Linked DNA regions of Homo sapiens: region 2 is linked to region 1. A link is an interaction called in ENCODE POLR2A ChIA-PET data of the cell type or tissue named here. Cell type or tissue: MCF 10A. All regions are shown on one strand. Each heading gives the region's core, and the rest is flanking DNA. Links, peaks and the distances in the headings are about the cores only.

Region 1 (2,910 bases), core at 252-2,751:
TAGATTAGGCATTTGGGTGACTGTGGCACAGCATAATTAACTGTTCTGTTGAGAGTTAGGTTGTTGAGACCTTTTTTTGCTTTTTTTCCCTATTAAGCAAGTCACGAACATCCTGGCAGGTATGGTTTTGTCACATCTGGGATGGTATCTTGGCACAATTCCTGGGTCAATGGGCTTGTTTAAGGCATTTTAATTTGCCAGAAAGGTTGTGCCAGTTAATATTCCCCCACCCCTAGCAATATATAGCAGCACCCGGTTCCCAACTGTGACACAGCACTTGCCCTTTTAATTTGTATTTCTTAGTTGGTGAACTTTTTTCTATATGTAGTTTTACTTAGGAAAAATGCCAGAATCTTTCTTCAAGTCACTTCCACCTACTTTTCCCCGGTGCCCTCTTATCCCAATCCCTTAACAGAAGGTAGTGATAGCTATAAGGACAAATTTGTTTGTTTTGTGAGCTAGGTATGTCCCTAAAGCAAGCTAGAATAGAAATTTCCTAGGCAATCTCTTCCCCCAACTCCCCAGGCTGCCTTTTGGCCACAATATGTTTAAGATGATGTTTTCCTTTTCCTCTAGTCAAAATACCCAGAGATCAGTAGGGAAATTGGTGGAGAGTGATCACTTGATGGACATTTTGTCTACGGAAAGATGGGTGGTTTTATTTTGCCAGAACATCCAGTAATGTTGGACATCAGGACCAGATAGCACCTCCAGGAAGAGACAAGCTCCTGACCTTCAAGGGTATTCCCTTGGGAGTATGGAGGTGTCTAGGCAAATTCCAACCTAAAAGCAGGCCTGGAACATAAGAGGAATGAGTTCTTAGCCCAGCATCCATCAATTCTTATAAGTCTATTTAAAAAGCTTTCTTTTCCCAATAGCTCTAGTACCCCAGGGACCAAACTCTTCTTGCCCAAGTTTTATTAGTGGCGCCAGTTCAGGACCCGAGGCCAGGCTTGGCAGGATGATCTTTAGAGAGGAGCTTTGAACATAGGCCAGAGACTCCTGGTTTCCATTGGATGTCTTCTATCGAGTGCAGATACATAGAGCTCTGGCTTTTTTGTTGTTAATTTCTCTTTTTATTTATTTTTACCTATAATGTGTCCTATGATATTAATTGTTAATTTCTCTAGAAGCAGCCTCAGGTTACTGATTCCCTTTTTCCCTTCCCCGACAGTATTTTAGGGAATGTACATTTAGGCTCAGTGCTAAAAGCTGTCCATTTATATTGGTAGAGCAGGCACCTCTTCATCAGGTTCATTGACCTTGTAATTCAGAATCCTTGTGGGAGAAACTGAGGCTAATGCGGTCAAATGACTGTCTGAAGCCCTGGATGGGTGTGGAAGAAAGAGCTATGTTTAGGCTTTCATTTTCCAGCCTTAAATTCTGAACTATTGCCCCATGTGCTCATCATCAAGTTGCCCCAGAAAGAGTTTGATGCAAGCCCATTCATGCCCCCGTGATTTGGCCAAGATGTGTGGCCTTGTGGAACCATGCTGCAGTTAGGAACAGGAGTCAGTTTACTTCGCTGACTATTAAAAGATGGGGTAAAGGAGGGATGAGTGATGATGAGACCTGGTTTCGTATCAGTTTCATTATGAAACTAGTGATACAAGCCAGTGGTGCCAGGAAGCATCTGGGAGGAAATTGTAATGATCTGCCCCAGGGCTTACCATTTACTATGTCTTGACTCATAGCTTGCAGAGAAGACTACTCATGTTCCTACATGTGCCTAGCAAGTTTCCCTAGAAAGGCCAGCTTTTTCATGAAATCTCCGTCTTCTGCTTCCTCTGGTAAACCACAGAGGACCCCTACAAAACAGCCCTCTCCAAATGCAGACTGAGCCAGTTCCCTATTGTGCCCTCTGGTCCCATGTGTCACCATCTTTGATCAGCTTCATCCGTTGAGTAAAGCATACAGCTGTAGCTAACTTCTTCCCACTTTGAGAGAGAATTTTTCGATGGTATACATAGAAAGAGGCCAGGATGTGGATGTCAGAAGCCTAGGTTAATTGTAAGTAGTCTAAGGTACCTTTTTATTGAGAGCTTACCTTACTTACTCTGGGCCAGGCACAGTATTCAGTGCTGTTTGAACACTATCCCATTTAATCTTCCTAATAACCTGATGAGGTAGGTATTGTTTCATTTTCCAGATGAGGAAACTGAGCTTCTATATAATCATACAATTTGCCCAATCATGTGATAGATAAGTGACATTATAGGGATTGGAATCCAAGTCTTCTGGACTCCAAATTTCGTATTCTTCATTATTTCCCTGCCTTCAGGATTTGAAACCTGATCTTGCTGCTTCCTGGGGCAGTTCAACCCCTGGCAGCCTCTTGTTTCCTGAGTTGTCAGATTGGGAGAAGTAATACCACATTGCAGGTTATTTTGTGAGGATTTGGGTAGGAAAACACTTAGCTGGGTATCCTGAGCAGAGTGGGTGTTTGAAGCTTATTCCTATCAGTCTGGACCATTGCCCCTTGGTTGTGCTCTGTACCCAACTCAAAGCAGTTTAGAGCTGATGGGGCCAGCTCCTCAGATGTATCTGGAATATGCACCCTGAGTGGGAGGCACATACACCTATAATACATGACCGTTGGCTTCCCCTTGATTATTGACACTGTCCCTTCTACAAATAGATGCACAGCCCAGATACTGTGCTACAAATATGTGGAACCATGTAACAGTGGAAATATGCCAGAAGACAGGGTAGTAGAGTGAGTTGTACACTCTAGTGGGAAGCAGATTTTGTAGACAGCGGGAAGAGGATTTCTAGCTCCTGGTGGGGTGGCGGGGGGGGTGGGCGGTAGCAGCTCTCAGAGTTTTGGGGATTAAGTCTTCTGAGTAGTAGGGGAGTCAATCCATTAGCCTCCTTCTGGGTTACCTGGTGGGAGAGGATTGGAGTCATTGA
Region 2 (2,910 bases), core at 114-2,613, 88 kb after region 1:
CAGTCATCACTAAGAAGGATGGCATTTGTGTAAAGAAGAAGAAGTGAGGTGCTCAATAGATGTTAGAACTGGACTGTGTCAGCTGGGTGTGGTGGTTTATGACTGTAATCCCAAGCCAAGGCAGGTAGATCTCTTGAGCCCAGGAGTTCAAGACCAGCCTGGGCATGATAGAACCCCGCCTCTACAAAAAATCCAAAAATTAGCCAGGTGTAGTGGCATATGCTTGTAGTCCCAGCTACTTGGGAGCTGGGGTGAGAGGATCACTTGAGCCTGGGAGGTTGAAGCTGCCTGGGAGGTTTAGCCATGATCGTACCACTGCATTCCAGCCTGGGTGACAGGGCAAGACTCTGTCTCAAAAAAAAAAAAAAAAAAAAAATAGAATTGGACTGTATCTTGAGGGGACTGGACTTCTACATTCAAGTCTATATTCATGTCATTGAAAAAGACTGTTCTCTAGTCAGGCATTTTTCTTTTAATTTTTAAATTTTTTGTTAAAATAAATAGAGAGGGTCTTGTTACGTTGCCCAGGCTAGTCTCGAACTCCTGAGCTTAAGCAATACCCCCGCCTTGGCCTCCCAAAGTGCTAGGATTACAGGTCTGAGCCACCATGCCCGGCCAGGCCAGGCATTTTCTAGAGAAGGAATCCTGAGGGCTCATTTTCACATCTCCTTCATTTTTTATTTATTTATCTTTCTCTTTTGACCTGCCACTTTAGGAACATCTCCTTTAAAGGGTATCAGATTCAAACCAGGAAATAATGCTCATTCCAAGCCACTCCCCACCCCTCAGCATGTTGCCCAAGAGGAATATTGCTCCAGCAGAGTTTTCTAAATTTTTTTTTTTTTTTTTTTTGAGACAGAGTCTTGCTCTTGTTGCCCAGGCTAGAGTGCAGTGGCCTGATCTCGGCTCATTGCAACCTCTGCCTCCCGGGTTCAAGCGATTCTCCCACCTCAGCCTCCGGTGTAGCTGGGATTACAGGCATGTGCCACCACACCTGGCTACTTTTTGTATTTTTCGTAGAGACGGGGTTTCACCATGTTGGCCAGGCTGGTCTCCAACTCCTGACCTTAGGTGATAAGCCCTCCTCGGCCTCCCAAAGTGCTGGGATTACAGGCATGAATGAGCCACTGTGCCTAGCCGAGTTTTCTAAAGATTCTTCCTGCAGAGGGATGATATTTTCTAAACAGGCATCATTTAGGGCATATTTTTTTTTTTTTTTTGTGCATGTATACGAGTGTTCCTAGGACCTGGTACTTACTTTGGAATCTCACCTTCAGTACGAGGCTTCCTCCCCAACAAATTCTTCACCACAACTATGTGGGAGTGTTTGAAAAAGGGAACAAGATGACCAACTTGTTGGTGGGGAGAGTTGTGGCTTTCCTATTGGAAAACATCATCCCTTGAATAAGCAGTGAGGCAAACACCTGGGCACTTACTTTATGAACAGGTGGGGTGGGGCCCTGAGTCACCGACATTGAGAGGCCTCTCCTGGTAAGGTTTTTCAATATCAGGTTGAATCAGCGGTGACATCACCCTCTATAGTGACAGGTACTCTAGGTGCCGGCTCTTACTCATAAGTCCCAGGAGATACTAGCCCTAGATCTCGTCTCTGTTAGCTTCGTGCTAAAAGGTTTTGGAGAAATAACAGCTGCTTGGTGACGTTCATGTGGCTGGTTTCATTACCACCTAACTCCCAGGCTTGTAATCATGACTAAATTTTCTGGAGAAAATAGAATTTGTGGTTGTATTTCTTGTAACTTTTGCCTTCTTGTCTCAAGTCTGCATTTAAAAAGAGGCCGGGTGCGGTAGCTCATGCCTGTAATCCAGCACTTCGGGAGGCCAAAGTGGGAGGATTGCTTGAGCCCAGAAGTTGGAGACCAGATTGGGCAACAAAGGGAAACCCTGTCTCTACATACAAAAACAATTACCCAGGCATGGTGGCGTGTGCCTGTGATCCCAGCTTCATGGGAGGCTGAGGCAGGTAGATCCCTTGAGTCCAGGAGGTTAAGGCTGCAGTGAGCTGCGTTTTGCACCACTGCACTCCAGCTTGGGTGACAGAGCGAGACGCTCTCTCAAAAACAAAAAACAAAACAAAACAAAGCCCTCTTCTACTCCTTGAGGTTTTTGGATGTTTCAGAGCTGTATTTTGAGTCTCTGATTTTTGTTTTGTTTTGTTTTGAGACAGAGTCTTGCTCTGTCACCCAGGCTGGAGCGCAGTGTTGGAGTCTCAGCTCACTGCAACCTCCACCTCCCAGGTTCAAGCTATTCTCCTTCCTCAGCCTCCCGAGTAGCTGGGATTATAGGCCAGCGCCACCATGCCCGGCTAATTTTTGTATTTTTAGTAGAGACAGGGTTTCACCATGTTGGCCAGGCTGGTCCTGACCTCAAGTGATCCGCCCACCTTGGCCTCCCAAAGTGCTGGGATTACAGGTGTGAGCCATGGCAACCAGCTGAGTTTTTGATTTTGAAACTTCCTGTAAGTTGTACTTATTTTTCTTTGGGCTTTGTAATTTGGTTATGATTTTTCATTCTTCTTTCTGCTAATCCTCTCACTTCCACCATGGGAGTGTTTAAATACCTGGGAAGCTGTTGAACCTAGGAAACCACATTTTACTTGCCAGATGTGAGGTTTCATTTCTGGTTTTGACAGAGATTTGACTCTTCAGCATTTATTTCTCTTTTAGCCTATGAGCTTCTCTTAGAGAAGATGAACTGGGAGGGTGGAATGCAGCAGGATTGCCTGGATTCCAATCCCAACTGGACCCTTACTTTTCCTGTGATTTTGGGCAAGTTTCTTTCTCTTTCTTTCTTTCTCTCTCTCTTTTTCTTTCTCTCTCTCTCCTTCCTTCCTTCCTTCCTTCCTTTCTTTCTTTCTTTTTTTTGAGACAGGGCCTTTTTCTGTCACCCAGG

Evidence for each region. Peaks named below come from ENCODE experiments on the same cell type or tissue, not always from the same donor. Only the 100,000 strongest peaks of a DNase experiment are listed, where the experiment ranks them.
Region 2: POLR2A ChIA-PET joins it to region 1 with 11 read pairs; 3 of 35 experiments call an interaction of 5 or more read pairs at or near these places.

Annotation. Positions count from the first base shown.
Region 1 is chr16:68,666,826-68,669,735 of GRCh38, forward strand. The region is part of intron 2 of CDH3 (cadherin 3); the gene reads left to right. Among named protein-coding and RNA genes, the nearest start is that of CDH3-AS1, 22 kb to the left of the region's middle. In MCF 10A, for the core only: no CTCF peak of the experiment used is centred there; a DNase peak (open chromatin) is centred at 1,576.
Region 2 is chr16:68,754,929-68,757,838 of GRCh38, forward strand. The region is part of intron 2 of CDH1 (cadherin 1); the gene reads left to right. Among named protein-coding and RNA genes, the nearest start is that of CDH1, 19 kb to the left of the region's middle. RefSeq lists enhancers at 1,599-1,743, 1,737-1,836, 2,328-2,472, 2,517-2,566 and cis regulatory regions at 1,671, 2,400. In MCF 10A, for the core only: no CTCF peak of the experiment used is centred there; DNase peaks (open chromatin) are centred at 763 and 1,483.